Linked DNA regions of Homo sapiens: region 1 is linked to region 2. Evidence: chromatin loops called from intact Hi-C (ENCODE). Cell type or tissue: mammary epithelial cell. All regions are shown on one strand. Each heading gives the region's core, and the rest is flanking DNA. Links, peaks and the distances in the headings are about the cores only.

What was found. A loop is a pair of places that touch in the nucleus more often than their neighbours do. Peaks named below come from ENCODE experiments on the same cell type or tissue, not always from the same donor. Only the 100,000 strongest peaks of a DNase experiment are listed, where the experiment ranks them.
Region 1: it touches region 2 in a loop (11-fold over the local background); 2 of 110 quality-filtered maps call a loop at or near these places.

Annotation. Positions count from the first base shown.
Region 1 is chr4:107,748,787-107,765,664 of GRCh38, forward strand. No RefSeq gene overlaps it. Among named protein-coding and RNA genes, the nearest start is that of PAPSS1, 37 kb to the left of the region's middle. In mammary epithelial cell, for the core only: a CTCF peak has its summit at 9,266 (motif pointing right); no DNase peak of the experiment used is centred there.
Region 2 is chr4:107,853,572-107,870,449 of GRCh38, forward strand. It overlaps SGMS2 (sphingomyelin synthase 2), which reads left to right. Exons shown (of 7, transcript NM_001375905.1): 2 at 4,901-4,982. It overlaps CYP2U1-AS1 (CYP2U1 and SGMS2 antisense RNA 1), which reads right to left. Exons shown (of 7, transcript NR_125929.1): 6 at 13,337-14,074; 7 at 9,908-10,875. It also overlaps the pseudogene RNU6-733P. Among named protein-coding and RNA genes, the nearest start is that of SGMS2, 37 kb to the left of the region's middle. In mammary epithelial cell, for the core only: no CTCF peak of the experiment used is centred there; DNase peaks (open chromatin) are centred at 9,280 and 10,390; H3K27ac peaks cover 2,500 bases.

The DNA.
Region 1 (16,878 bases), core at 7,935-10,434, 110 kb before region 2:
TCTCTTTGGGGGCTCCAAAACACTGAGTAGGTCACAGTATCCTGAGTTTTTGTGATGTAGAGTCCTCAAAAACCCACACATTAATTTCAAGCAAGCCACTCAGAAACCCAGATGTTGCAATACTATTTGATAATGGTGAGAATCTTCCCCCTTTTAGAAAGATTTTGTGCTAGGCTTCCTTATCATTGCTGGCTGAGCTACGAATGGCTGCCTTTGGGTCAGGTGCTCAGTTGGGTCTTGTCACCTGGGACCAGGAGATGGGATCATGTCATTTAAAGTGCAACAACCAATTCACTAGGAAACACCCAGATAGAAGCCATGGGTCAGGAAGAAAATGAATCACATACTACTCTTTTCCATAATAGACCAGTGTTCCCAAAGTTCCTTCAGTGGAAACACCACTTCATTGGGAATGCAGTGTGCATTTTGTGAAAAAGGATCTTCTGATAAATTTCATTCCACAAATATTTATGAATGATTACTAAGTTCCAGGCACAGTTCTATACTCTTAAATATCTGAGGAACGCTGTGTTACACAAATTAAACAGATTTTTATGCTGCAAAACTCTTACCACTTTTAACATGCCAGTGAGCCCAAGTGAAGGGCTATAGATTGTACTATCTCTCAAATTTATAATACGAGTGCTCTTTTTCTGAAAAACATTTCTTAAGCCTCATATTACACAAAACATACATCTTGAGAGACACTTAAGTATACAGTTGAAGATCCAGGAAATCACACTGTCAAAGGACACATGTATTGTAGCTAGTCTCCACAGTTACCCCCTACCCCTGATGAACCACATATCCTGGTATTCATACTCCTATGTAGTCCTCACCTACTTTGAATCCAGGCTGAACTTGTGACGACTTACTTAGCCAACAGAATGCGGTAGAAGTGACTGTATGCCAGTTCCAGACTCAAGCTTCACAGCCTCTTAAGAAGTGTGGCTACCTTGCTGGAAAAACTGCATGAAGAGGCCACATGGAGAAAAAGAGGTTCTCAGACTATTTGGAAAAGACCAAGGAACCCACCCTGCAGGAAGAACCGAAGTCCCAGATATATGACCCTGTTGAGCATTAGCCAGATGCCATCATTCATGCCATCCTAGATGAAGTGACAGACATGGGAGTAAAGAAGCCTTCTTGGATGTCCCAGTCCCAGTAGCTATCAAGCAAATCCAAGATGAGCCCTCTCTGTATGTCCAAGCCAAATGCCCAATGCACAAAATTGTGTGAGATGATAAAATGCTTGTTGTTTTAAGCCACTAAGTTTTGAAGTAGTTTATTAGGCAGCAATAGTTAAAAAAATATTAACTATTCTGGAAAAATTACTACATAAACAATGTATTGCACCAAGATTACATTTATAAACACATATGTCTATTTCAGAAATGACCCATTTTAGAGGAAATACTTTAAATATCATTTATTTATAGAGACTTAAATAATTTCATGGTTTATTATAATAATTTTCATTCATTTACTTTTGTACCTCTTTATCAGTAAAAATTAAAAATCAAATAAAAGTTATAAAATATTTAATCACAGAGAAACCAATTTAATTGTACATATTTCTTGCAGTAAACAAATTAAAATGCTTGCATACAATAAGAAACTAAGAAAAAATTGGATTGAACTTGAGACACGCATTTGTTTATAAGAGGCTAATCTAATTAAAAGCACATCTGTTTGTTTATGCTGCAAGAAATCTCAATAGCAATTAGGAAATTATAAATTCCTAACATAAAAACTAGCCCTAATTTTAGTCAGAGGACACCATCCTGTTATTTATAAGCTTGGGGGTACTAATTATTTACCGTGCAGAAGGTAAAATGCACTAGTGAAACACAGTACTCCTTCTCCTTCTCCTCCTCCTCTTCCTCCTCTTCTCTTCTCCTTCTCCTCCTCATCCTCTTCCTTTCTCCTTCTCTTTTGCTCAACCTTCCCATAACTTCTAGTCCTTTTCTCCTTCGATGTCCAAAATACCGAGTAGGTTATAATATCCTGCGTTTTTGTGATGCAGAGTCCTGAAAAAAAACCCACACATTCATTTCAAGCAAGCCACTCAGAAGCCCAGATGTTGCATTACTATGTTATAATGGTGAGAATCTTCCCCATTTTAGAACTCACCCTTTTCTAGGCTGAGCAGCCTAGTAGCATAAGATGCACAGGATCCTAAATCACAGTTCTTCTGTCCTTACATTAAAGCTGCATTCTTCTTGGTTAACATTACTAGGCATGACTTTCTGATATTTACACAAATTATTTCATACAGATGTTTTAGTATATGCAAATGACTAAGCAGAGTTGTTTAATAAGAATTTAAATATTTAAGACTAAGTTTTCATTTTGGAATTACAGTAACACATTTCAAGAGAATACAAAAAGATGCACTAAATAACATTATGTCCAATAAAGCACAAAGTTAATAATGTTGTTTAAGGAAAAACTGGAAGAAAGAGGGCATTTTTTTCCTATTTCTTTCAACCAAGTGTTTGGAGGCTATCATAGGGTTGTCTACTTTGTTTTGTGTTTCTTTTTAACATGTTGGCTTCAATTCTTCAGTTTTGACCTTTTGATCTGTCTTTCATCTGACAATTCCAGGACAAATGCTGGAGTATAACACATATTTAATGGAAGTATTATAATTCAGGCAGACTGGCATCTCTCTGGTTCCTATAAGAATTTATTTCTATCAAGCAACAGTAGTACTCTATGTTACCTCATTGGTTAGCATACAGTGCCTAGTGTTAACTTTCCTTTACCTTCTAATCATAAATTAGATTCTACTATGCTAATCTTAAGAGCAACCGTTGTATTAAAGGAAACAGATCACTATAATTCAATCTAAATTTACTTAGAAGTAATTATTTCATTAAAGGTACTATACCTGAATAGATCAAGAAACTGCTCTCTAGTTGTGTTTCTGCATAAATAATAAACTGACTGAGACATGAAAGAGTACCCTGAAGAAACTATAGATATGAGTACGGTGACTCACTGGTTTGAAGAACAGAAAGTTTCTCTGTGATGCTCCACAATGTTTTCCTTTCTTCTAGTTTTTTTTACGTTAACTTTGTGATTTGTTGGACATAATGTGTGTATACAATCTGCCCTCTGCAAACTGGAAAGTTACAAAAGCCCTTGGTGTAAATATTTAGCCTTAATCCAAAGGCTTGGGAACTGGGAGAGCTGACAGTGAAACTCCCAATCAAGTTTGAAAGCCTGAAAACCAGGATAGACCATTAGTGTAAGTTCTGAGTCTGGAGGCCCAATAACTGGAAGCTCTGATGTCCAAAGGCAGGACAAGATGAATCCACTAGCTCAAGAAGAGAGAGTGAGGACAGGCACAGTGGCTCACATCTGTAATTCCAGCACTTTGGGAGGCCAAGGTGGGAGGGTTGCTTGAGGCCAGGAGTTCAAGACCAATATAGCAAGACCTCGAGCTCTACAAAAAATAAAATTAGCTGGATGTGGTGGCATATGCCTATGGTCCCAGCTACTCAGGAGGCTGAGGCAGGAAGATCACTACAGGTTGAAGCTGTGGTGAGCCATGATCATGCCACTGCCTTCCAACCTGAGAGAGAGAGGGAGACCTGACCTTCTCTGGGGGGAAAAGAAGAAGTAGAGAGAGAGGGAGTGAATTAATCCTTCCTCCATCTTTTTGTTTTACTGAGCTCTGTAAGGATTAGACAATGCCCACCCACATGGGTGAAGGTGTGTCTTCTTTTTCCCAGTCCACCAATTCAAATGCTAATCTCTTCCAGAAACTTCCTCACAGACACACTGAGAAATAATGTCTTACCAGCTATGTGGGCATCTCTTAGCCTGGTCAAGTTGACAGTAAAATTAACCATGACAGGAGTAAACCTAGATAAAGCAAAAACTACAGAAAAACATATGCAAATATGTTTTACCTCTCATCAAATCCTAAAAAAATGATATTTTATCTAAAGAGAAAGAACCCAAGATGGATAAAATCTTTGATATGTTAATTCCATTTTTACTTTGTGTCTATGCATGGAGGAGTATGGGGGTATAGGTATACACAATACATACTTATGTACATACTTGTATAAAAATAAGACCAAGTTATTTTTTCACTTGGACATCAAGGTAGAGATACTATAGATGTCTGTTAAAACAGAATTTGGGGGGAAAATCTGCACTGATTACTCTTTAACCAATCAAACTAGTCAGGACTCCTTTGGTCACAAGTGAGTGAAACAATTCAAATGCAATTAAGACGAAAGTGTCTTTATAGGCATAAAGAACTGAAAAGTTTAGATGTAGTACAAACTTCTAACACAGCTGGTTTGAATGCTCAGAAGACATGAGGATTGTTTCTATGAATCCCTCAGCTCTCCGTCCATCTGTGTCAGCTTTACTCTGGAAAAAGTTTTTAATGAGGAATATCAGTTTGGCCCGCAGCTGTTCCAGGCTGCCATCCTAGACTAAAAACTTCAGCAGAAAGACAGGAACCAGAGAGATGCAGGTCTGTCATGCTAGGAGGTGTCCAGGGACTGCATCTTATCTTTCTGTCCTTGACAATAAACCCACCTATTCTAGAACTTATCACAAGGCTGGGGTGAGGGCAGTGTATGGAATGTTCTGACTGGCCAGACTAAGCCACAGGTCTTCTGGAACTTGGGGAGGGGCTGCACAGTAGGAGATGTTATTCCCACACAAATGATAAGAAAAGATGGAAAATGGAATAATTCACTAAGGAAAGTTGGAAGTTCTTCTACCAATATTGGGAGGGATAAATACTTGACAAATAGCACCTTCATATTAACCTGCTTAATTTCTTTCTTAGAAGGGTATACAATAGGATGGGGTGGGAAGATTCAGTTATTTGTACTTGATAGTTATTTGAATTCTAGAGAAGGGAGAGTTTATTCAGTTAAAAAAAAAGTAGATTCAAGAAAAGTTTAAGGACTGTGGAAAAGATAACTAGCTCTCAGGGACAGTAGCAAAGAGCAACTGGCCAAAAAATCATACTACTGAAGTTTTACAGTTGATTTCCTTTGCCTTTTCTGACCTAGCATCACCTTTTGAGCACCCTTTCCACATCTAGGCAACTTTCTGCCTTTTAATCCACCTCCACATGGTAGAAGCCAGAAAGCTCACTTTGCCACACTCACTTGCGGCGAAGCTACAGGCATATAACCTAGGCTACCCCAATCACACACACCCATGTGAGACATCATCCCAGAAATGAGCTACATGGCAAGGCAGGAGCTGAAGGAAATCCACATTTTGGCATAGGTAGCTGCTGAGATGTCATCTCTCAAGGTCAGAATGACAGAATTCCTGATGTTTCATATCCAGAGTGAGTGGTGTATGCTTTAGTGTCCAGTTGCATCAGAGCCTTTACTGCCACAATCTCACAATGTGGTTAGAGCATTGTTTCTGACTGCATAGCCTCCAAACCCAACTCTTTAACCCTCCAAAGACTCTCTGAGCTATCTAATATTCCTTAAGAAATATCCTTTTTCTGCTTAAACTAGCAAGAATCTTAATTTGTAAACAAAGACCCTAATTGAAACAGTGACTGTATCAAATTTCTAGGGCTGCCATTACAAACTACCACAGAGTAAGTGGCTTAAACAACAGAAATTTATTTTCTCATAGGTATGGAGGCTAGAAGTTAGAGATCAAGGAGTCTTCAGGGTTGGTTTCTTCTGAGGCCCCTCTCCTTGTCCAGGTGGCCATGTTCTCCCTGTGTCCTCACATGGTTTTCCCTCTGCAGCCATCTGTGTCCAAATTTCCACTTCTTATAGGGACGCTAGTCATATTGGATTAGGACTCACTCTAATTACCTCTTTAAAAACGCTGTCTCCAAATACAGTCACATTTTGAGGTACTGGAGGATTAAGACTTCAACATATAAATCTGGCAGAGACACAGATCAGCTTGTAACAGTGACCATAACTGTACCAGAGATAACAAAGAGGACCAAGATTTGCAGAGAAGAAATTTACCGTTGCTATCAAAGAAGTTAATGTACATACTCTACAAATGAAAGAGGAGTATTAAAATATTTATATTGGAAAGACAAATTTATGTACTGAAATTTACCACAAGTATAGCATGGTGTAAAAGAGAAAACTGAGCAATCGTTAGATGAGTTTACCAGTGCAGACACTAGATCCTAATAATAAAATTGGGTCAAAATTATTTGGATAGTTGACTAAACTTTATATTGAATGTTATACAGTGACCCCAACCTAAATTCTGTACTTACTGTAGGAATAAGTATAGCCCTCCTAGATTAAGAACACGGACATTGGACAGTCTCTTGGTTTACACAAATCACAGTTTTGCCACTTACCAGCTTTGCAAGTTTTCTGTACCTCAATTTTCTCATTTGTAAAATGGGAGTAATTAACGGCATAATTTTAAAAGTCAAATATGCATTATATGCAAAACATTTATAATACCTGGCTGATAATGGTTTGGATTTGTGTCCCCACCCAAATCTCATGTTGAATTGTAATCCCCAATGTTGGAAGAGAGTCCTGGTAGGAGGTGATTGGATCATGGGGGAGGATTTCCCCCTTGCTGTTCTCATGATAGTGAGCGAGTTCTCACAATATCTGGTTGTTTAAAGGTGTGTAGCACCTCCCCCTTCACTCTCTTCCTCCTGCTCTGGCCATGTAAGATATGCCTCCTTCCTCATCACCTTCCGTCATGATTGTAAGTTTCCTGAGGCCTCCCTAGCCATGATCACTGTACAGCCTGTGGAACCATAAGCCAAATAAACCTCCTTTTTTTTTTTTTTTAAATAAATTACCCAGTCTCAGGAAGTTCTTTATAGCAATGAGAGAATGGACTAATACAGAAAATTGGTACTGGGAGTTGGGCATTGCTATAAAGATACCTCAAAATGTGGAAGTAGCTGTGGAACTTTTTAATGGGCAGAGGTTGGAACAGTTTGAAGAGCAAAGAAGAAGACAGGAAGATGAGGGAAGGTTTGGAACTTCCTAGAGACCTGTTAAAAATGCTGGTAGTGATATAAACAATGAAGTCCAGGCTGTGGTGGTCTCAGCTGGAAATGAAGAACTTATTGGGAACTGGAGCAAAGGTCACTCTTGCTATGCTTTAGCAGAGAGACTGGTGGCATTGTGCCGCTGCTCTAGGAATCTGTGGAACTTTGAACTTGAGAAAGATGATTTAGGGTTTCTGGCAGAAGAAATTTCTAATCAGCAAAGCATTCGAGATGTGGTTTGGCTGCTTCTAACAGAATGGGCTCATATATGTGAGCAAAGAGATTATCTGAAACTGAAACTTATATTTAAAAGGAAGAAGAGCGTAAGAGTCTGGAAAATTTGCAGCCTGACCATGTGCTAGAAAAGAAAAAAAAAATTTGTTTGCGGGGGAAATTCATGCCAGCTGCAGAAATTTGCATAAGTAAGGAGGAGCTGAATGTTAATAGTCAAGACAATGGGGAAAATGCCTCAAAGGCATTTCAGAGAACTTCAAGGCAGCCCCTCCCAATACAAGTCCAGAGGCCTAGGAGGGAAGAGTGATTTTGTGGGCCAGGCCCAGGACTCCATTACTCTGTGCAGCCTGAGGACTCTGCTTCTTGTATCCCCACTGCTTCAACTCTAGCCATGGCTAAAAGGGCCCCAGATATGTCTAAGGCTGCTGCTCCAGAGGGTGCAAGCCTTAAGCCTTGGCTTCCACGTGGTGTTAAGCCTGTGGTACACAGAGGGCAAGAGTTGAGGCTTAGCAGCCTCCACCTAGATTTCAGAAGATGTATGGAAACACCCGGATGTTCAGGCAGAAGTTCAGCTGCAAAGGCAGAGCCCTCGTGGAGAACCTCTACTGGGGCAGTACAGAGAGGAAATGTGGGATTTGAGCCCTCACACAGAGTCCCCACTGGGCCACTCCCTAGTGGAGCTGTGAGAAGAGGGCCACTGTCCTCCAGACCCCAAAATGGTATATCCACCAATAGCTTGCACCATGCACCTGGAAAAGCCACTGGCACTCAACGCCAGTCCATAAAACCAGCTGAGGGAGCTGTACCCTGCACAGCTACAGGGGTAGAGCTGCCTAAGGCCTTGGGAGCCCACCCTTTGCATTAGTGTGGCCTGCATGTGCAACATGGACTCAAAGGGGATTATTTTGGACCTTTGAGATATAATTACAGCCCTGCTGGGTTTCAGACTTACATGGGGCCTGTAGCCACTTTGTTTTGGCTGATTTCCCCTTTTTGGAATGGGTGTATTTACCCAATACCTGTATCCCCATTGTATCTTGGAAGTAACTAACTTGTTTTTTATTTTACAGGCTCATAGGTGGAAGGGGCTTGCCTTGTCTTGGATGAGACTTCAGACTGTGGGCTTCTGAGTTAATGCTGAAATGAGTTAAGATTTGGGGACTGTTGAGAAGGGATGATTATATTTTGCAATGAGAAAGACAATATTGGGAGGAGCCAGGGGCAGAATGATATGGTTTGGCTCTGTCACTACCCAAATCTCATGTCAAATTGCAATTCCCATGTGTCAGGGGAGGGGCCTGGTGGGAAGAGATTGGATCATGGGGGCAGATTTTCCCTTATTGTTCTTGTGATAGTGAGTGAGATCTCTCACGATATCTGCTTGTTTAAAAGCGTGTAGCTCTTCCCCCTTTGCTCTCTTCCTCCTGCTCTGGCAATGTAGGACATGCCTGCTTCCTTTTCGCTTTCCTCCATGATTCTAAGTTTCGTAAGGCCTCTCTAGCCATGCTTCCTGTACACTCTGTGCAACTGTGAGCCAATTAAACCTCTTTGCTTTATAAATTACCTAGTCTCAGGAAGTTCTTTATAGCAATGCAAGAATGGACTAATACATGGGCATTCACTAAACACTCAACAAATCGTGGTTATTACTACCTAAAACAAACTAAATTCCTTCAGAAGTTGTAAACATCCAATATATTTTATTCTTTTTAATTTCCCATCCAATACATTTCCATGACTAATTGCAGTATTTTCCTACCATTTCAAAGATTTTTCTCCCAACCTTCCCCTCATGTTCTTTATTTACCCTAAATGATCCTGGGCATTTGCTACTTTCTCATTCTAGTGCTTTCCTCATTCACAGCTGTCTTCACATGTATAGATACATAATCATTAGTAACCTCTTCCTTTCTTCCCTAAATTTTTAAAACTCTCCTCAGTTACCTCAGGAAATTCCTTCTTGATCTCTGGTTCCAATTTTAAAGAGTCAAGATCCAGTTATATTTTGAAGTAACCTTTTTATATTACACGAATTTTATGGGAATAATTCTAAAGGTGAACACTAGATGGCAACATTTTTAAATTTTGCTGTTCTAAAATCTAGTCTGATAGATGGCAAATGCTGAGAGCCTCCAAATAGGAGTATATAGTTCTTTAGTTTCTTAAACATTTTTTCCTTCTAGTTTTTAAACATCAGATAAGCTTTTAGATCTCTCCATAAAGGAACTGTATGGTGTTTAATTCTTAAAAATAAAGCATTTCTTTTTTATATCTTATATAATCCCTTTTTATATCTTATATAATCGTTCTAAAATATTTTCTAATTTTATTTTTTCCTTAAAATAACAAATCTAAGCTGTATCTATTTATTAATTGTGCCATATTCTGTTTAAGGTATTTTCAGTAGTTTAGTTCTTTGAAATAATAAGCTTTTATTTAATTTTACAGAGAGCTAGAGATGATATTTTATATAATATATATAACAGAGGTATACATACTTTTTCCTTTCCTCATGTGTTTTCTTATGGAAATTTGAGCTCAGAGACTAAAAATAACAGGTGAGAATTTCCTGTCATGAGGATGAGGAAGAGTAGGGGTGTAGTTTCTACGAAAAAGTAATTGTTTTGCAAATCTTCTAATTTTCCTTAGGAAGTGAAAATGTGAACTGGGATTTCATTCCTGGTAAAAATGTAAAATTCTTTAAATAAAAATATACCTTATTATAAAAATATATTTTACACTAAGGAGCTTTTAATACAAAACATCACTTAGGACTCCAAGACCAAAATGGACAAAGAATAGGAACGATAAAGAAGACATGCAAAAAGCTAATTACCACATGAAAAGGTTAAAAATCACTAGCAGTTTTACAAAGCAAGAATCAAATGCTCTTTTGCCTTTAAGTTTAGCAAAAATAAAAACAATGTTTGCTGTCTTCCCCTCCCCATTATCAGACTGAATATTCAAAATATTGTAGTAACAGCCTGAGTTCAAATCCCAGCTCAGAATTCTACCTATCTATCTGGACTTGGTCCAATTTTTTTACTTCTCTCCACTACAGTTTCCTAATCTGTAAAACAGGACTAGTTAGCAAAATGAGGATTAAATATGTTAATCCATGTAAAGTTTAAAAAAGGGTACCTGGGCTGGGCATGGTGGCTCACGCCTGTAATCCTAGCACTTTGGGAGGCCGAGGTGGGCATATCACAAGGTCAAGAGATCGAGACCATCACGGCCAACATGGTGAAACCCTGTCTCCACTAAAAAATACAAAAATTAGCTGGGTGTGGTGGTTGGCACCTGTAATCCCAGCTACTTGGGAGGCTGAGGCAGGAGAATCACTTGAACCTGGGAGGTGGAGGTTGCAGTGAGCCAAGATTGCGCCACTGCACTCCAGCGACAGAGCGAGACTCCGTCTTAAAAAAAGAAAAAGTACCTGGTTGGCATGATGATATTTTGAATACACTGAGTTAAAGAGAATATATTATTAATTTTGTAAGAATACCTGGCATATATGTGTTTACCTAATATATGTACCAGTTATATTAGCATTGTATAAATATTACATAGTATAAATATTATAATTTTATTCCAGTGGTGGATTGGGTATAGAATGTTTAAAAAAATAAACAACAGAACTATAAAGATAAGTAGACAAAAAAGGCTACAGAAATATTATTAGAAAAAGAAACAGAAGGATCTTCTAGAAATGTAACTGTTTAATTTTTTAATCAATAAACAGATTAAACAGGTTTTAAAGGTATTTAGAAATAAACTGAGCATCAATAATATTCACAATCATAAATAAACTTAACTCACTATTAAATGGTTGATTGTCCAGTTGTATTTAAAAAATCCAGCTAAATACTGTTTAGAATACGGGGACATAAAACATAAGGACATAGTAAAAAGTTAGTAAAAAGATATACCTGACAGATATTAACCAAAAGAAATCTTGATGGAATATTAGTATTGAAACAAGTTTATGACCAAAAATATAAAAACAAAAACAAATCACCCCAAAACATTATTAAGGAAAACTAAGTTCACCAAGAAGCTTTAATGATTTCAGTTTTGTATGTGCTTGATAAAAGAGCCTTAAAAATATAAAGCAATAATTGATAGAATTACAGGAAGAAATGGACAACTCTACCATATAATGGAAGATTTCAATATTCATTCACTCATCTTATTCAACAACTATTTTTGAGTGTCTGCAGGCTAGGGACTCTTCTACTCACTGGGAAGAAAACATAAAAATCCTTACCTTTTTGAAGCCTAGATTATAATGGAAGGAGAGAGAAAATATATACAAATACTTAAATATAGTATAACCTTATGGAAATATATCCAGGATAACATAAATTCTAAAACTATAAAATGGATGTTTCGCTCCCATCCACCACTCTATCCTACATGTAGAACAGATAGGGAGGAGGAATATTGCTTTTGTTCTGAGGTTGGGGGATGGAATAGGGTACATAATAGATAGGGCAGCCAGGCAGCAAACTAGCACAAAATCCACAGGAGAAGTGGAGTTCGAATCCCGCTTGCTCAGTAATTGCCCCATTCAATATTCCCAAACTGGGCCAACAAAATTTGCACTATCTAGCTAGGAATTTCCTGGAATCATTACTGCTTTCCTGACGTCCAGTCAACTACAGGCCCGGAATCAATCCCGTCAATATTTAGGTTGGAGTGGACAATCACCGCCGGGTGGTGCCAAACTGCTAGGACCAGGATTGATTCGCATAGTGAAGCAATATCTCCAGGACTGTGCACTCTCCTACTCATTTTATTAATTTCCCGCTGAAAAACAAGAAAAATAAATCAAAGATGAAAGGTTGGAAAGGAAGACAAAGGACTTCATTATTTTACAAATGATACAATAGTGTATACAAAAATTCCAAAGACAACCTACTAGAAGCAGTAAGTTTACCATATCATTGCTATGCAAAATTCAGCTGCATTTCTATAAAAATCTAACAAGTACTCAGTAAACATTTCTAGAGCATAACAAGCACAAAGAAAATTTAATGTAAAAAGAGATTCCATTTAAATAGCTCAAAAATAGAATACCTAAAATTAATTTAATGAATAATAATAAAGCCTGTACAGAAACGTTATGAAACGTTATTAAAATACACTCAGATCTAAATAGGCTGTGTTCATGGAAAGGAAAACTCAATTTTTTTCAAAGTCAGTTGTCCTCAAATTGATCAAGAGAGCTAATATAATCACAATCAAAATATCAATAGAAATTTTGTGAAACATGACAATTTCAACATAATTCTGAAATTTATGGAAAAGCAAGAATATCCATGGCATGCCTCAATTAAAAATGGAAACTTGGCCAACAAGATATCGAAACTAATGATGAAGCCATAATAATTCAGATAGTATTTTGGCATAGGGAAAAGCCAAATGACCAACTGAACGAAAGAGAGAACCCAGAAAGACCAAAGAATATATGGAAACTTGATATATAACAGATGGCAATGGTGATCAATGAGAAAAGTTTATACTAAAATTAAACAGATAAATTTCTATTTATAATAAATAAATAGGGAAAAAATCTTTCTACCTTAGAGTAAAATCTTATGTAGATGGAAAGATGAAGGTAGAAAATCACCATTTGGCAATCATCATAGTAATAACTGATTCAGACAAAATTGCCAACCAATGCCAAAACTAGTGGGTTGCAATTTGGTAAACAACAGAGTAGTTACATCCTCTCAAACTACTTCTACTTAAATTACTTTATTACAAAGAAGAAAAAACAGTACTATTAGAGTGAATAAACCTTGAAGACATCACCTTAACCAAGTAATCAAAGTTGACAATATCAAAATTGGGAAAAACTGATATTTTATTATTTCTGTTGTGTTGCATGGGAAAGAACACAACCTCATCTATATAGTATTCCTGATAAAAAATGGATAACCTAAATGCAATCATAACGAAACATCCCATGAAGAAAACCTACATTCAAGGACATCCTACAAAATAATTGGTCTGAACCGTTAAAAAATGTCAAGGTCAAGAAATATAAAGATAGACTTAGGAACTGTTCCAGATTAAGGGAAACAAAAGGGACATGACAACTAAATGTAATACGGGATCCTGGATTGGATCCTGTACCGGGGGAGGAGGAGATGGAAGGGTAGAACAGGGTGGCTATAAAGGATATTTTTATTAGGACTATTTTATTAGGACAACTGAAGAAATTTTAAAATAAATTATAGACTAGGTAAAGTATTACATTAGTGTTAAATTTTCTAATTTTGATAATTGAATATTCTCATTCTTAGAAAACATATGCTCAAGTATTTAGGCAATGAGATGTCATCTGCAACTTATTCTCAAATGGTTCAAACAACAAAACATGCATAAAAAGAGATAACAAGAAAGCAAATTTGGCAAGTGATAATAATTGAATCTGGTGAATGGTGTACAGGAAATTTTGCAATGTTCTTGAAACTTCCCTGTGCTTTACATTATTTTTAAAATTAAAAGCTAAACAATAGCAAGAGAATGGTAAATAAAAAACTGAAAACAGTGGTTACCTCAGAAAGTTGGGGAAGGCCGCAGAGTGAGAGAAGGGAGAAAAACATAGGTAAGTGCAACAGTGCTGGTTATATTCTAGTTTCTACATTAGAAGATGGAATTTTGAACATTCATTGTGTTATTTAGCTTTAATTATCTATGTGGTCAGCCCTCCATATTCATGGGTTCTGCATCCCTGGAGTCAACTGACTACAGATTGAAAAATATTTAAAAACATACAAACTAAAACAACAATAAAAATAACACAAATTTTTAAAACAATACAGTAAAATGACTATTTACATAGTATTTAAACTGTACTGGTTACTATAAGTAACCTAGAGATGATTTAAATTATGCAAGAGAATATGCACAGGTGAAATGCAAATACTATACCATTTTATATAAGGAACCCAAACATCCACAGATTTGGGTATCCCAGGGGATTCTGGAATCAATTCCCTGTGGATACTGAGGGCTGATTGTACATTATACATTATATCTTTGTGTATGTATCAAATATTATATTTTAAAAGAATAAAGGGAAAAAAGGATAATGAGGCATGAATCGAATATGTCTGATGAGCTGTATGAAGGCATGAGCTGTATGCCCTTGAGTATGTTTCTTTTTCTCTCTGAAGTTCTGGTTCATCACCTACAAAAAAAAAGGGAATAAAAAGATCTATTGTGTTGTTTTGTGTAAAATGTTTGGCAGCAAGTGCTCATTAGATGGTAGCTGTTGTTATTTTCTCTGATAGGGCAGAGATAAAGGCAGAATACCCACAATGATAGGCTTGATAAAAGTGATGAAGATTTGGAATGTTCTTCATCACCAATTGGTAAGGAAGTTTCCTAGGGAGTAAAACTGAGCCAGTGTTGGGAATGAAATAGATAGAGAGTCAATGAGCTTTATATATATATTTTTTTTCTCAGCTGCACTCCATAGTCTGGAAGAAAGACTTGGAAACAAAACCTCAGATACTTATATTGAAAGGTCTTGAGGAAGGTCAACAAAGCAGACGGGGCTGCAGAGAATGAGGCAAGTGCAGCTGCTCAGGGGATTCTGCCTGGGCAGCAAGCTTTCTCTTATCTGAAATGTTGGGAAAGGAGACACTATTTAGGGGAAGTCAAAGATATAAAGTGAGCTGATAATTTAGTAGGTTAACTAGAGACTGTGCATGGAAGAATGCCTAACAGAATAACAGTTTTCCAGTACAGAATACGTGAATTCATTTCTAATTTATACATGAAATAAAAAAATTCTTTTTAAATTTTGTATTTCCATAGGTTTCTGGAAAACAGGTGGTATTTGGTTACATGAGTAAGTTCTTCAGTGGTGATTTGTGGGATTTCAGTGCACCCATCACCTGAGCAGTATACACTGAACCTAATTTGTAGTCTTTTATCCCTCACCTCTCTCCCACACTTTCCCCCAAATCCCCAAAGTCCATCGTATCATTCTTATGCCTTTGTATCCTGGTAGCTTAGCTCTCACTTATGAGTGAGAACATACGAGGTTTGTTTTCCATTCCTGAGTTACTTCACTTAGAATGATAGTCTCCAGTTCCATCCAGGTTGTTGTAAATGCCATTAATTCATTCCTTTTTATGGCTGAGTAGTATTCCATGGTATATACATATACACCACAATTTCCTTATCCAATCATTAATTGATGGGTGTTTGGGCTGGTTCCATATTTTTGCAATTGCAGTGTGGAGATTCCTTAAAAAAAACTAAAAGTAGAATTACCATTTGATCCAGGAATCTCACTACTGTGTGTCTACCCAGAGAAAAAGAAGTCATTATACAAAAAATCATTCTTACATGATATATGTACAACTAGCTTGTACAACTTCCCGTATAGTTTGCCAGTTTTTATGTACCAACATCCCTAAACAAATTTTAAAAACTCAATTAAATATATATTGAGCAGCCAGTTTGTTCAAGGACAGCTTCACTATAAGGTATATAATAAAAGAACTGTTATAAGTCAATGATTGAGTGAAATTTTAATTTTTCAGTGTCAACTCTTTTATAGGAATGAGCATATACACACAGCTAACTTAAGCCCACCATGCATGAAACTGAACTCAAAAAGTATGAAAAGTAGAGCAAATTTAATGATGTTTATACATCACTAAGAGTCAATTCAGTGAAAAAATTAAATAACATCAATTGTTTGGTATCCAAAACTTGAAACTTTTTCTATGTAAACAGTATATAGAGACAATCTATCTCTCTAAAATAATAGAAATATTGCCAAAGTACTATACTATACTAGTTGTTGGTATGTGGGAAATTCTTTTGGTTACTTGTTTCTGTGTTTAATTTTGTGAATATTAATTATTTATATTTTACATCAACTATTTATCATTATCTTATTTTTATATCAATATGGTACTTTTCTTTAGAGACAAGGTCTCACTATGTCACCCAGTCTGGGGTTGAGTGGCGCAATCATAGCTCACTGTAACCTTCAACTCCTGGTTTCAAGCAATCCTCTCACCTCAGCCTCCCAAGTAGCTAGGCTACAGGTATGGGTCATTATGCCCAGCTAATTTTTTATTTTTATTTTTTGTAAAGACAGAGTCTTGTTACATTGCCCAGGCTGGTCTCAAACGCCTGGCCTCAAGCAATCCTTTGGCCCTGATCTTCCAAAATGTTGGGATTATAGGCGTGAGCCAATGTACCCAGCCCAACATGAACATATTAATTAACACAATATTATCTATCCTTTCTCCTTTCCTTGCTTCCTGTACTAAATGCAGACAACGTCAGAGATGAAGGCAGATATTCAAGTGGAGGATTTTAAAAGAAATTCACTATAAAATTCTGGGAGTTACAGGTACAAGAACTAGTAAGCTAACTATTGTCTTGTTTTTACTCTGACAGCTTTGCTACAGTCACTGTGTTCTACACAAATAGAACGATATGGAGAAGTTATGACAACTAAAGTGAATTTCCTGAGAAATGTAATTTTGGAGAAATTGAAGGATTTAGGAAGAGATGATACTCACAGAGACATAGCAATGTTGCATTTGAACTGATGTAACAAACTGATTATGAAGAGGCATAGTGGAAGAAAGGGATATTCAGGGGAACAA
Region 2 (16,878 bases), core at 8,238-10,737:
TTATAAGATTACTTCAGTGACTTCCTTATCTTGAGAGGAACTGACATGTGATTCTTTAGGAACACAGCTTATCTTATAAAATGGGAGTTAGTCAGTGAACAAATATTTATAACCCTCAATTCTGTGCCAGAAAGACAGCAGAGAATCTGACACATGTGATCCCTTCCCTCACAGAGCTTGCAGTCTCACTGGAAAGAGACAAGTAAATCTCTACAAATAACTGACCAAAGTTACAGTTAGCAAACTGTTAAGTCAGAGAAAAAGTAGAAAGTAACGTGGAGCAAGGGAAAGGAAACCAAATGCGGTCTGGAATGGTCAAAAAAAGCTTCTCCAAGAATGCACAGGAGTTAGTTATAAATGCCATCTCTTGCTCTCCTTCCTTGCAGAATGCTACATTTAGTGTACGTGAACCGCAAGGGAATTAATCTATTTTCTATTCTCTTTAGCAATACTCCATAGGTATGCAAATGAAAATACATTGCTATAGTTGATTAATAAGATTATTACCATTTTATCTGAAGAAAACATTGTTAAATAATTAGCCTTAAGAACAACATGCTTTGCCAGATGGAATGAAAACGGCTGATAAATCACTGGGACATCAGCTTAGTCACAGGACTGTGTAATAGCTGTGGAAATTCAACTTTATCGTGTCTTCCATGTACAATATGGGACTATCTGAAGGAAGACGGGTCGTTTTCTAGCTAAGGTTTGCACCGTATAACTAGTCTTTTAAAGAAAAGTTATCTACTGTCCAATTTACAATAAAACATGGCTTAAGCATAATAGCTTTTGTAATTCATAAAAGTTCTGTGTTTAACTGTTAGGTGGAGCCTGAGATGACTATGACTAATAGGAATATTCTTCCAAGTTGTTTAATCCCCTGAGATGATTATGGCTGTTCTTTAGCCAGACAATGGCTCTGAAGTCCATTAAACTTAAAAACAGATGCTTCTAGGGGGAGTTGCTTTTCAATGCATCAGGTTACTTAGTGTTTTTATGTGGCTATATTTTGGCCATCTCCTAATGTTGGAGAATTTGTTTCAGAGATCTGGAACTGTCTCCTCCTCAGCTCTGGTTATCAGAAGCATGGCAGAGGGAAATGGAAGTAAAAGATGGATTGGAGATTTCTGGTGCAGTTGTGAGCCGATCATCAGAGCTGTATATTTGTATCACATTGCCTTGTCTTCCTACTACAGAAATTGTAGAGAGTTATGCCTTGGGATTTATTGAGAAACAGTGAAAAACTATCAAGTGACGTCATATGGCGGTCTTCCCTGGTCTGCAGTATTGCTCATTGCCTCTTGTGTACAGACCATATTAAAGTTAAGTGTCAAATGCTTTCTTTTTCCTCCTGAGGAACAAAATATGGTTCCCACTTGCCTTCCTCCAAACACATATGGAGATATATGCATTTTCTCTCTTTCTCTGAGTTTGGAAAATTTTTTCCCCTCTATCTACAAAGGAGTTGAGAGCCAAATATGCAGTACAGTTTTAGTCATTTTGCAAGACTTAACTAGTATGCTCTATTTTAATCATTTAACAAATACATATAATGCTTACTATATACCAGGTGCTGTTTCTGATGTCTTTATTAGTATTAACTCCTTTGGTTCTTTCTTTTTTCTCCATTTATTTCTGCTTTGATGTTTATTATTTCCTTCTACTAATTTTGGATTTGTTCTTTTCTAGTTCCTTGAGGTACACCATTAGGTTATTTATTTGGAGTCTTTCTATGTTTTCGATGTAGGCATATGGTGCTATAAAATTCCCTCGGTACTGCTTTTGCTGTATCTGATAGGTTCTGGTATGTTGTGTTTCCATTTTCATTTATTTTGAGAAATGTTTAAATTTCCTTCTTAATTTCTTTGTTGATTGTTCAGGAGCATTTTGCTTAATTTCCATACATTTGCACAGTTTCCAAAGCTCTTCTTGTTATTGATTTTTCGTTTTATTCCATTGGATTCAGAAAAGACACTTGGATATAATAGTGACTTTTTTGAATTTGTGGAGACTTGTTTTGTGGTCTAAGATATGATCTATTCTGGAGAATGTTCCATGTGCTGCTGAGAAGAATGTGTATTGTATAGCCGTTGGATGAAATGTTGTGTAAATGTCTGTTAGTAGGTCCATTTGGTCTAGAGTATAGTTTAATTCCAATGTTTTTTACTGATTTTCTGCGTGGATGATCTGTCCATTGCCAAAAGTGGGGTGTTGAAGTCCTCTACTATTATTGTTTTGCAATCTGTCTCTCCCTTTAGATCTATTTTTGTTTTTATATAACCTTTGATTCTTTTAAGGACCTTGTTAAGTTAGTACTATTTATAGATGAGGGAACTAAGGCTCAGGGAAATTAAGTATCATGCCTGGAGCCATAATACTTAATCGTGGAGTCATGCTAAGTGTGGAGTTGGCCTTCAGAATCCTTGTTCATAAACATCAAGCTTTGCTGTCTCTGCAGTGATTTGCTACCGGGAGCAGGTAGAACAATATTCAGTCCCAGGAGATAGCATTCCCTCTTCCACTACACCTTGTGATCAAGAAACCTTCTCTATATTTACCTGCCTCTGTGATTCTACATTAATCATCTCACAGTAGTATTTTGCTGTTGTTATATAATTTACTTTATTCCTTTGTGAAATTATACATTCTACATATACTTTAAAATAAATCATGAACTTATAAGATACTATTTAAAATGAATGTAGTCTTAATGTAACACCATGTTAAGATATATACAGAAAGGGATTTTGGAGTAGTAAGCTTGAATTTGTTTTGCATTTCCAGTATCTACCCTTTTGCCCATTCTCCTTTTTGACAAGGGCACACATTTTCAGCTTGACTAGATGAAAAGTGCTAGGTTTGGCTACGTAACTGAATAAAATCTATAAGCTGACCATATTAGAAATATCATTAATACCATGCTCTAAACAATTGTAATTGTCCACAGACTTGAGTTAGAGTGCAAAAGCAACTATCTGCTTTAATTTTATTTGCGTGGAGTGAGTGGGGATGGTAGGTGGAGTCGAGAGAGGGTGATAACCGGAGAAGGGTTCCAAGTGAAACGAGAAAAACATCCTCCAAGGATAAGGTGATCTTTCCAGAGGGGTAAACATGTACCATGGGGAGTGTAGTGTACAGTATCTGAAGTGTAAAACTAAACTGCTTGTCCCTTTTAATGGGGTCTAGTAATGCTTACTGGAATATAGCATTTTGGGCCAGTTGAAGTTTATTTCATCTGTTCACAGCATTTCAGATATTCTTTTGTTCTTTTAATTTTACAACAGTTGCACTGAGATGTAATTCACATACCATAAAACTGGCCTTTTTAAAGTGTACAAATCAGTAGTTTTTGGTGTATTCAGAGTTGTGCCACCAACCCCACTATTTAATTCTAGAATATTTACAGCACTCCAGAAAGAAACCCTATACCCATTAGCATTCACTTTCCATTCTCTTCTTCCCCTAGCCCTTGGCAACCACAAATCTTTCTGTCTTTATGGATTTGCCTATTCTGCACATTTCATATAAATGGGATCATATAACATGTGGTCTTTGTGACTGGCTTCTTTCACTTAGAATAATGTTGTCAGGATTCATTCGTGCTACAGTGTGTATCACTGCCTTATTCCTTTCCATTGCCCAATAATATTATATGGGTTTGCCACATTTTGTTTATCCATTTAATAGTTGATGGACATTTGGGTTTTTTCCACTTTGGGGCCATTATGAATAATGCTGTTATGAATATTTGTGTACAGTTTTTGCTTGGACTGGTGTTTTCATTTTTTTGGGGGGTATATACCTAAGAGTGACACATTTGTTCTTGAGTTTCTTCCAAGAGTTGAGTATTTTTGATTAAGATGGGATCTCAACTAAAAATCGATTTCTGGTTGCACATGAGTGTACATCCTGCAGTTGTTAAACAGATTTTAATGAAATTTGTTAGGTAGTTAAAAGATATATATATATATATATATATGCTACCAAATCATATACATATATGCACTATTGGGTAGTCTCAGGTTGTATTCTTTGGATATTCATATTGTGGTTCTATGAACTGCAGACCTCTGGCCAGTAGCCTATATTTTGCTTCCATCCACAAGGCAAATTTCAACTAAAAAATCCATTGAAAGACTGCAGCAACTGTATGTATTTCAAAGGAAATCTTCCACCATTTAGTAGAAGGTGACAGATTATGCACAGCACATCAACCTAAGTTTCTGTGACACTTAGTTTGCCCTTTATGTACATAGTCCTTCTACTGTCCTATAAAGCCCTCTGCACTCCTCTTCCCTTCTCTATGCCTAGTTCACAATACTCCCGCCGTGCTTTCCATTCTTTTTAAACCTTCCTGGCTCATTCTTGCCTCAGGGCCTTTGGGCCAGCCCAGCCGTTCCCTCTGCCTGGCTTACTCTTCTTTTGTAGCTGCCCCACCCCCCCCATCCCCAACCCTTATTAAGTCTTAAATATCCCCTTAGAAAGGCTTCCCTGACACCACTTGCTCTACATCGACCACATCAGCCTTGCCCTGACTCTGACTGACTTTTTTGAGTGACATTGACTGGTCTTCTTGTTTATCTGTGTGTTCCTGTGTTAGAACGCGAACATCAGGAGGCAAGGGAATCTGCCTGCCTGCCCTGCTCCAACTTTAAATAGGGGCTGGCAGGTGTTAAATATTAGTGGAGTGAATGGCTGAGTTGCTTTTCTTGACCTGAAGTGTCAGTACCTGTTATAGCCAGTGTTTTCCTGGCAACTCTCCTAGAGGGCCAGTATTGGAGAGCTCTAGGAGGGTAGCATCAGAGGGCTCTTCATTCCACCTCCACCCCCAGAAAACTAGCAAAACATAGCAACAAAGCCTCATTCTTATTTAATCTCTGACTTTTTCTTCCCCTAGAGCTGCATCCTGTGGCCCTATAACACTCTTCTCCAAAAGGACCTGCCAGAGACTGGGAGTGTTGACTGCTGCAAGGACCAAGGTGGGAATTGCTGTGCTACCATCTGGAAACAGTAGGTTTGGTGCTTCCTGCTGCTATAGCATGAGTCTAACTTACATCAGCTGAAGGTTGGCTGTCTATCAGTTGTCCTGCAGCTTTGCTGCTGCTATCTTCCCTTCTCTGGTTAAGACATTCATAAATGTCGTAACTCTGAGAATTTTTATTTCATCCTCAGGAGAGTCTTAAATTTCAAGTTCTTTCAGGTGAATGGATGTTTTCTCGGTCTTGGATTGCCGTTTTAAATGACAGCCAGAGAAATAGAGGTAACCCCATAACTTTCTAACCTGTTTGCATTACTGCCAAAAGAGAGCACTCAATTAACTGTCTCAACCATGCCTTAAGAAAACAGAAAATCTTCAAAGAGATATCAGTCAGCCATGCACCTTTCAGCAACAGTACGGAAATTACTAGCAAAGTTATTCTGTTTTTATAGTTATCTAAACCAAAATTAAAGAGCTGTGGCAGTTATACCCATTCTATGCCCACTGAGGAAGAAGAGGTTTTGCTTGTGTGGTTGAAGCAGTACAACTCAATTCACTGCCTAGAGTACTTGGAATTTTATTTCAAGTATAATTTTATTCTTGAAAATAAAAATAGTTGCATTTTTTAGTGCAAAAGAGTTTCCCTTTTCTTGCTATATCTCTGGGCACCTTAAGACTAGGGTTCATTTGACCCTGATGATAGCTGTTTTGTTTTTTTTTACTTTTTATCATTACTGTTTATTGTGGTGTTTGCCTAAAAAGATTTCTACCCTAAGATAGACACCAGGACCATGTAATCCCAAATCATTTAAAATAAATATTTGTAGGTAGTTAATATTATTCAGCACAGTATTCTATAACATTATTTGTCTTCTGTGAAATTCACAATAATTCTAGGAATGTTGCTAAGGTTAGAATGCCTACTTTGAGCTGGCACTAAGAATGGCAGCTATTTCTAAATATTTGACACCATTTTGATATCTTTCCCTTTGTCTGGTGGTGTCTGTCTCATTGAAGCTGAGTGAAGAAAAGAATTCATTTATTCAACAAATACTTACTGAACGCTTTCTATGTGCCAGGCATTCTTGTCAGTGTTGCGAATGAGGCAGTGAACAAAACAAAATCCTTTCATGAGCTTTAAAAAAAGCTCTTGAATATCCTCAGCCAACAAACCAGAGCAGGGAGGCACAGAGGACTTGCCTCGCTCTCAGGTACTCTGGGGAAACCCCCTTCAGGATGGCAGATGGACACAAGCAGGAAAGGAGAGAGTGAAACCCTGATTTGGAAAATAAAGTAGTCGTATGTTCTAATTTAATCACTGCAGAATTTTAGAAGTGTGTTAAAATAATAAACCAAAAAAAGGTGCTAGGTTGATATAACTTGGGCTTGAAAAATAAAGGATTACTGTTTTTTTTTTCCTTTGCAATGTCCCACACACTTGATGTAAGGATTACTTTTTAAGTATACCATTTTCATACATTTCGCATTCACAGAGTCTGCCCAAATTCTGCCTCCACCATCCTCTCAGCCTCTGTCAATGTCTAAAGCATCCTTCTAGAATTTCTTTATGCATAAATAAGCAAATAGGAATATTCCTATTTGCCCTCTTCATAATGTAAAAGATAGCGTACTATATTTCTCTGCAATGTATGTTTTTTTTCCTTACAATATATGTAGGAGGACTTAATAAGCTAGTACTAAGACACTTTCCTCATTCTTTTTTTAAAGCAGTTACAGAATAACAGAGTCCATTTATGGATGTTCCACAGTTAAAATAGTGATCTATTGATGGACAACATTTGGGTTGTGGCCAATTGTTTGCTCTTAAACAGTACTGCAGTAAGTAACTGTATGTAGGTTATTTTGCATGTAGACAATATATCTATATAAACTTGTAAAGTAGAATTGCAGGTCATAAGGTGTATGTGTAATTTTAATAGATATCATTAAATTGCATCTCTGAGAGGAAGGTGTTTTTTTTTTTTTTGAGACGGAGCCTCTCTCTGTTGCCCAGGCTGGAGTGCAATGGTGCGATCTCGGCGGCTCACTGCAATCTCCACCTCCTGGGTTCAAGCAATTCTCCTGCCTCAGCCTCCTGAATAGCTGGGATTACAGACACCCACCATTGCGCCTGGCTAATTTTTGTATTTTTAGTAGAGATGGGGTTTCGCCATGTTGGCCAGGCTGGTTTCGAACTCCTGACCTCAGGTAATCCGCCTGCCTCGGCTTCCCAAAGTGGTGGGATTACAGGCATGAGCCACTGCACCTGGCCAAGGTTTTCTTATTACATATCTACTAGAAACTTGTGAGAGTACCTGCTGTCATCAGCGTCTGGATATTTTGCCAATTCTCATAGCTTAAATGTCAGACTGGGTTGCGTGCCTTGGCAATGTGTTCTTATAGCATCCTGAACTTTCAATTATCTAAACATTTATCTCCCTGTGTGATAATGATTTGTTTGTTTCTCCAACCAGACTGCAAGCTTTGTGAGGCCAGGGACTAGGTCGGTCTCTTTCGCCTGGCCATAACAGACATTCACATATCTAATGAAGTTTAAATACATTTTCGAAAGATGAGACAATTAGTGGTAATTTAGCTCTCAGGGTATACAAATGCAGTAAACTGGCTTGCTGTCATAGATGGGGCTCTACTGCTATTTAATTATTAGAAATCTTCAGTTTCAGCATGGGAACAAACATTCTTCTTTTATGTTACTGCAATTTATATTAAGCAGGTAGTCAGCAACAAATTCATGAGGTTAAATCCTCAGTTATCTGCTGGCAATTTGATTTCCCAAGACCTAAATTCGATTTTGAGAATCTGAAGAAATAAGCTTTCTACTTCTGGTTATATGCATGAGCCAAAACATTTTACAGGGCTTCAGGAGGTCCACCTATCAACTACGAACCCCAAATTAGAAAACTTGCTTGAGAGATGTGGTTAAGGACTTTGAAATAGTTTGGAGAGTGATTCAACCCCCTTATTTCTTGCCACTAGTAATTGCAGCCTACAGTTAGCCAGTTCTAGATAATGAGGGTACTCTTTTCTTAAATCTGTTATGGACTTTGGTGGAATTCAAGAATTTTTTAATATGGAAAGATTTTTTTCCTTAAATATGCCTTTCAAAAAGAAAAATATTTTGGAGGAGATAAAGGATTAACATGTTTAAGTTGAAAATCTTTGCTAAGTAAACTCATATACCCATTTTATAGTTGTTAAAAAAGTGAAGTAATTCATATCTATTTGATTTTTAATAGTTCTTACAAATATCAGGATACTGAAACCCCAAGGTAAGGATGAATATTATTGGATGAAAGGAAGAAAAAATAAAATTTTCTAAACAACTTTTGTATCCTCCTGTTCATAAACATTTAATAAATCTAGAACTCAGGACTGTCCCACTAAGATTAGGAGTAACATTTAAGCACACCCTTACATCTTATTTTCTTGTTTCTATAGCAGGCATGTCCTCTGACAAGAAGAGCAAAAACGAAAGAAACAACAACAGAAATCCCAGTATTGGGGTGGTGGTGGGGGCGGCTTTTCTAAAACCACTTTTCTTTCTCTGAGTATTTAACGCATAGAAATGACTGGGAAAGTAGCGGAGACCTAAAATAATAGAGGAAAAGCCGTAACTGTCGGAGAATGTATATGGAATGCAAGCCCACAGTGTTTTGTTCTAGATTTTTGGCTCCTAGAGTAACCCAGGCACACATGCTAACTTAAATTTGAAGATGAAGGTTAGTAAGGTGACTTTAGGCCAGCTTTGCTATATATTTGTATTTATGACGGTATTGGAGGGTGAACCTCCTTGATTCCGAAGCTACTTATATTGTGCTAATCAATTCTTGTTATCAAAGAAAAGGGACAGATATGCGAATATGTGAAAGAACTAATTCTTTTAAGGATGACAAGTAATTTCCATGATACTGTATAACTCTTTTCCCTTTTATATGTAAGAACCCTGTAATTAGCTTTGTCTTAAAAGTTTTTTTTCAAAACTCTGTAGGAAAAATAGTAGCCTATATTTCAGCTACAAAGGACCTGTTTATTCTGTGTACAGCATAGTGCCTTTTGAATGCTCCTGACTTAAAGAGAATGACTGAAGGAGCCTCTACCAAGAGTGAGAAAGTGGGAAAGAACACTGTCAAGTTTAAGCACTAAATCAGCAGTCTAGTGTTGGGAGGACGTCGTGCTGAATAGATTTCTGCCTTATATCCGACTGTACCTGTGCCTGAGTTGTCTTCATCCTGCCAAACACAAACAAGTTGCTAGGCAACAGGAGTGATTCAGATGTTCTGAACACCTCACTGAATGAAATGTCTAACCATGATGTTTCCAGGAAATGCCGCCTCTACAAGTCACTGGGCAGCCTGATAAACATTTGCATGTGCCCTGAGGTCAAGTGACCTAGAGCTTCTCGCTTATGTGTTATAAGGTGGGGCCAGCTAATGTTTGGAAGAATGCCACCTTACTGGGCAAACATGGATAGTTTTCATGCTCCTACATGGTAACTGTGAGGAGGAAGAGTTGGGGACAGGACTGGGAGAAGTGCAGTCTCTCCCCAGAAGAACTCACCAGGATGGAAATCCATTGCCCTTGGGTCACATCTCTAATTGTAAAAATAGCCCAAGATCCCAGAAAATCACAACATAGCATGGTTCCAGGAGCCTGGACTCAGATGCGTTCAAATTCTACCTCTGTCACTTGTTACATTTCTAACTTCATACCTCAGATAGGGGTGGTAATGGTGACTACCCTATACAGTAGTTGTGTGTATTAATGTTAGCATTTGGGGAACACTAAAACTGGCATCTGTCATAAACTCTGGGAAAGCATTAGCTTGCTCGCCATGCTCTAGACAGCTCCTTGAGAGGTGGGGGCTGAATTGTGAAGGAATGAAGAAGAAGAGAAGTGAGATCTTTTCCAAGGATGTATTTATTCTTTTATGATTTCAAGGACTGCAATCATAGAAATTTTAACCATAACATCATTTAAGAAAGCTCTTCAAGGTCTTTCAGCACTGCATACTTTGAGAATTATGTATCAAAAAATGACCTCAGGGTTATGCAGCGGAAAGGCCATGCGATCATGGAGCATTGCTTTAGGGCTTCCAGTGGATATGTAATGCTCTGAAGCTAGATATGGGTTTTTGCTTTACTGTTTTTTCCTTCTGTTATATCCCCCTTTTTATATAAGATATAATAAAAATGCAGTCACAAAAAGTAAACCACAGTAAGTCAGATGAAATGTTTGGGCTCTGTGACATATATGGAAACCATATTTATACAGACACATTAGTGACTCATTTAGGAAAAGAAAGGTACCTGAAGCTCTCTGGGAAAGGGTAAGATAATTCTGGTGTCTTTGAGTGTGTGGGCTGCCACATTCATTCAACTGCTATTCTAGGGCTGGGCTGCAGGTTCTTGGCTAGTGGCCAGGAACACCAACACAAACAGGACATGGACTCTATCCTTGCAGCTCATAACCAGCAGAGGAGATAGCCCTGTGTTAAGCAGTGAGCTTTTAAAACCCTGTGCTGGGCTGAAGAGATGTGTAGGAGCATAGGTATGGGGAGAAAGCCAATGGCATTCAATCTCAATCTGATCTTTAAGAGTTCTAAGTTCGCTTGAATTTATCTTTGCAAGGGAAATCAGAATGTTAGAGAATTGTGTTGGGAATGTGTCACCACATGCCAGGCTAGTGGCTCTGCAGTTCCTGAGCAATGTTTTGTAGTAGTGACTAAACCCTGCTCTGAGGAAGTGGTGACATTAGGAGATGCAACGGAGAGTAAAAGTAGTTGGAACCTTTCTTCCTGAACTTGCAGAGTCTCTCTCTCTGGTTCTGTCTTTGCTGACTGAGAGATGGTGGTGTTTCCCAAGGAAGTAGTTGGCCTGAAAGTCAAAAGGATGAAAAGGATTGGGGAGTGACTCTCAGAGTTGCCTCAAAAGCCAGTCATAATAGTTAATTTTGAATTAGGTAGAAACTCTGGTCAGTTGTACAACATAAGTACATGACGTTTTATTCAACAGCTATAGAGATTTCTTTAAAAATATGTGTTTTTAATTGACAAATAAAAATTGTATATATTAAGGTGTATAACATGATATAATGATTTATTTATTGCCAAAATAATGGCCTAGTGTCTTAAGGTTAACTTTTCAATCTCTATAAAAAGTAAAGGAGAAAGCCCGTTGAACTGTAAAATTTTCCAGCTTTCCTTGAAGTCACAATATATAAAGTGCTTCACTGAATTTAATGTTGAAGGTAGAATCCCTGTTTTATATGCAGTCTTATGCCTTGAATAACTTCCTATAAGTGTATGTTGGTTTGGGGAAAATGCATTTAAGTTTGGTTTATTTTATAAAGAGCCCAGAGGTTTTTCTATTTTATTACCATTTACATGAATTTAAGTTCTCTATCTTTCATCAGGTATCTTTATGTTACTTGGTGGAAAACTGTATTAACATTATTCATAAAATATTACTGAACAAACATAACATTTTCAAAAACAGCCATAAATAATGCCTCAAGTGATTCAAATAAGCTTCGATAGAATTCACGTTGTTTATATTTGTTTGTTCCAAGAAGCATTTGAGATAGGAATTTATAGTTTTAATGAACAAAGTTCTAAGACATAATCAGCTGCTTTCTCAAAGCTATCTGGCTTAGGAGTGTATGTCATGTATGATGTTAAAACTGGAATAGTCTGCAACCCAGAAAAAAATACACAATCTGGGATTGCTAATCTTTTACGAGAGAGGTCTCATCTAGCTTAATACTGTAAATTGTCTACCTTTAAACATTAATGCTAATGGAATTTATAGTTTAACTTTAAATCAAAATATGCAATTTCAGATTACTTGGGATATTATTATATTTCAATTTTAGGTATTTTGGAAAAGGCCTTTTAAAGTACCAACTATTTATAAACACTAACCAGTTTATACTAATTGGTATTACATTATTTCCTAATTTTGAATCTGCATCTGTATAATGGTCAGTTAGAATTATAAAGCAGAATACTTTTTTATATTCTTTCATGTTGGCCTCTGAGCTCACCCAATAACTTTTCTATTGTTTACCTTCTAATTAACTATCTCTTGTTCTAGGGAATATGACCTTTCAGCTACAACTTTATAAAATTATTTTCATTAGCTTTAATGCCTTATTTCTTCTCTAATAAACCTGAATCAGGAGCTCTTCATTAAGATCTTATTTAATTGGTTTCAGTCCTGGTGGAAATCCCCCCACCCCCATAGTCTCCTCTTGTTCCATTCAGATGCCTTAAGTAGTGACTAGAACCTAATGGGTGATTCTTCCATGAATTTATTTTCCTTTTCATGTGGCTTATTCTGACTGTGTGATTGCCACAAGAAATAAAAGTATAAGATCAACCATAATATGCCAATGGCCAATCATTTAGCATAGCCCCTTATTTGAGAATGTGATAGGGGTAGGACAGAAGAAACTAAGGACCAAGGAGATTGCATTAATTCTCATCAAGTGGCAGAGTCAGGGTTAGAACCTGGATTTTAGGATTCTAAGATGTTACAATGTACATTTGACCTGAGTTTAATTTGCTTCTGAGATTAGCAAGGGCATGTTGTAGGGGCCATGGTTATTGAATAAACTTTTGTTATTGATTAATAGTAAATTCACATGGATGTGTTATCCACAAATTATCTACATCAAGCTAAATAAAAATACCAAGTTAAAAAAAAACTCTTGGCTGGGCATTGTGGCTCACACCTGTAATCCCTAGCACTTTGGGAGGCCGAGGTAGGTGGATCACCTGAGGTCAGGAGTTGGAGACCAGCCTGGCTAACATGGCAAAACCCTGTCTCTACTAAAAACAGAAAAATTAGCCAGGCGTAGTGGTGTGCACCTGTAATCCTAGCTACTCAGGAGGCTGAGGCAGGAGAATCGCTTGAACCTGAGAGGCGGAGGTTGCAGTGAGCTGAGATCGCGCCATTGCACTCCAGCCTGGGTGACAAGAGTGAAGCTCTGTCTCAAAAAAAAACCAAAAACAAAAAAAAAACAAACCAAAAAAGTGTTTGGGAAATATTAATATATGATGGGACCAATCTCACGGTGGTGTTCTGAGCACTAGATCATATGATGGTTAGTACATTCTTTATCAATAAATTACCTTACCCTATTTCTTTTCTTTCTGTGAGACATGGGATTTTTATTTACCTTTTTAAACTTTCTTTGGTGAGGTCACTAACATATCTTTTATTTCTTTCGTTTTATATGATGATATATTTTTAATATGGCCAAGAGTCTTAGAAATCTGTAAAGTAATGGTGTTACACTGAGAAAACTACAACCCAAGATTGCAAAATTACTGACCCAGGATTAATCATGACTTGTTTGTGGCCAAACTGAGAGAGAGATTCTTGGATTCTTGTTTTGTGACTTCTGATCCAGGGCTTTGTCATGGCACTATCAGTTTTTAAACTTCTTTAGCCATGGAACCCAGATTTCAGATGAGATTTTGGGTAACCCCTCTAAAATAGAAGGAAAAGCAGAGCTCCTCAAGTTGAAAGGAGGTGGAGGCCTGAAGACACATGCACATGGCCTCCCCAAGACTCTCTGTACTGTAACATACTACTCTCCTCCACATAGTTCACAACACAGATGAAGGGTGTACTCCTTCTCTCCTCCTCCAAATATGGTCTAGTTCTTTTCTGGAGCATTTCTGTCCCCTATATCTGAAATGAACGTAATTGGAAAGATTGGAGGAGTTACCGACCCAGCCTGGGAATTACATTTATAAATGAAATGCCAGTCTTCCCAGTTGATTCTGGAACATTTTTCCTGTGTGTCAAGAGGAAGCAGTGGGGAGATGTTGCTATGAGAATCCACTGATGTCTGATGTTGGTTCTTCTGACATAGCAGGGCTGTGCTATCCCATTTCCTTTTCTTTGCTGTAAGAATTCACCCTGAAGCTGTGTGCTCATTTGCGACGCTTTTCCCAAAGAGGGGTAGAACAGCCTGCCGAGTCAGAGCTACCAAAGTACCAAATGCTGGCTTCACTGCTTACTAGTTGGTGACCTTGGGCAATTCACTTGATATCTCTGTGCTCATCTGTAAAACATGGGTAATAATATTTAACCTCATAGAATTGTGGAGATGATTAAATAAGATAATCAAAGCATTTAGAACTGTGGCATTTGGGCAATAGTAAGTACTATATGAGTGTTAGCTATAGCTCTTGTTCTTAAGTCTAGGCTATATAAATTTATTTTTTTTATATGGAACACTTCGCGAATTTGTGTATTACCCTTGTGCGGGGGCCATGCTAATCTCTGCGTCATTCCAATTTTAGTATATGTGTTGCCGAATCGAGCACAGGCTATATAAATTTAAATCATTAATAGGATACATAGTCAAAATTTTTAAACACTTGGAAAATATTCCAATCTAGTGTTGTTAAACTGAAATAAAAATATATTTTTGGCAGAGGAAATATAGCATAATAGTAATAAAGCCCAATTAGCTCTGCATGATCACAATGTTGATGAAATTGTTTAAAGTGTATATTTGTAAATACTTTTCCAAATAAAAGCTTAAAATAACAACAAAGCCACAATATAATAATCACTTGGGTTTGCAATATAAATTAGATTGTTAAAGGCTTGGAGAAATTTTCACTTTTACTTAGTTTTGCATGATTTTATCGTAGGTAAGGAAAGCTACACAAAGTGGTCAACCAACATTTCCCAGAAAACTCTTTTTGACAGTTGATCTTCAAATTAAGGTTTCTGATTGCACTTCGGTAAAAACCTCTGCAAAGAAAGTGTGTATTTAGGCTGTTATCTGTTGAAGAGCAATAATGCCTTTGATGAGTGCATTCTTATTCTTAAAGTTGCTGCCCGCCAGGTGTGGTGGCTCTCGCCTGTAATCCCAGCAGTTTGGGAGGCCTAGGCGGGTGGATCACCTGAGGTCAGGAGTTTGAGATCAGCCTGGCCAACATGGGTGAAACCTTGTCTCTACCAAAAATACAAAAATCAGCTGGGCGTTGTGGTGGGCGCCTGTAATCCTAGCTACTCGGGAGGCTGAGGCACAAGAATTGCTTGAACCCAGGAGGAGGAGGTTGCAGTGAGCCGAGATCGTGCCACTGCACTCCAGCCTGGGCGACAAAGTGAGACTTTGTCTCAAAAAAAAAAAGTTGCTGCCATTTTCAGAATAAAATGAAGCCTTTTTCTGCTCCTGTAATCATAGGATTCTGGAGCCCTATTTTAGAGTTAGGATTTTCTTTTTCCACTATCCCTTTTGTACCTGCCTTTAGCACCCCTGGATATTTTTCACATTTGAAAGCTTTATGATTATTGAATATTATGTTCAAGTAATTTTGTGCATTTTCTTACTATTGACAGCCTTTGAACAAGTCTGATTTGTACTTACAGAACACCATTTTTAAGAGATTTGTGTAATTGTGCATGAATATAGGTCAAAAGGTAGAAGTAAAGAATAGTAGCCATACCATGAACATGTTGGGCACAAAGCACCCAAGAGGGGGAGGTTGGTTTCTTAAGAAGCAGAAAGTTATAAATGGAAATGAGTGTTTCTTTTTAAAAGGGAATTTAGGAGAGAGGGGACACTAGGTTTTGTAACCCAACTGGGTAGTGAGTGCTGTATTTGAAAGTTCATTTCTAGGTCCAGTAGCACATACCAGGGAGTTGTAGCAGGAAAGGTTTGTTGGAGGATATGACATCTGCTGAGACCTGAAGCACGAGAGCCAAGTGTGTAAGCAAGTCGATGGGATTGGGAAGAAGTTTAGGCTGCTAAAAAATTTTTACATAAAGCTTGATAAGAGGGGATATTGCATGTGAAATAAACAGAAATTCAGTAAATATGGTGGAAGTGCAGGATTTAGGGGATGGAAAAAAATACTAGTTTCAAAAATTGAGGCTAGAAGTGAAGGTAGGGGCCAGATTATGAAAAGCCTTGTAAGCAATGCTAAGAAACAATAGATGTCAGAAGGACATGCCACCATCTAAAAAGCAGTCTTGAGAACAAGTAATTGGATAAAGGTGACCTGACTAGGTATTTGTTTTTTTAAGTAAATTGTGTTAATTTTGTTAGGTGTAAAAATGGCATTAGGGTCATGTTGGGGAAAAAAGAATCTCTTTCTTACAGATGAAATTACATGGTCTCTGAGACTGCTTCCAAAAATACAGAGTAGAGGACAGATTAAAAAAAAAAGATTTCCTGTGATAATTGTTATGGCTAATGGGGTTCACTGTAGTATTTTCTACTTTCATTATGTTTGAGATTTTCTATTATAAATTTTTTCTTAAGTCAAAATAAGCAATGGACTTTTGGGTCATAGGGAGCCATTTAAGGTCTTTAACGAGGTCAGTAAAGCAGGAAATAGATTAGGAACAAAACCAGAGAGGAAGGGAGTGCTGCATTAAATACCATGATTGTGGAGCTGTCAGTTTTTCCTTGTGTAGGAATGTCCATGATTTTATATCTTCTTGGTGAGCTGTTCTCTATTATCTATTTTCTCAATACTTTTACGTTGTACTCTAGTTGTAAAAGTACTGGTGATGCCTGCTATTCCTAATAACTATATCAGCCTTTTATTTACAAAATAATCTTGTATGTAGCTTTTTAGTGGATGGATTGGATCCATTTAAAAATTGTTGTGGCTGTTGATTTGTTTGGACTTATGTCTGTCCTCTGTAAGTAAGAGATGTCTGTGAAAAGAAAGCAGAGGTAAATAGATGGGAGATTAAAATGGACAGGATTTGTAGTGATTTTCAGGTGAGCAGGGGAGGGAGTTTGAAGTCGGGTAATAGCCAACATTTATTTACTCCGAGTAGCTGATTGGATGGTGGTACCGTTTACTGTGATAAGAAATGGAAGAGGAGGTGCGTGAGTGG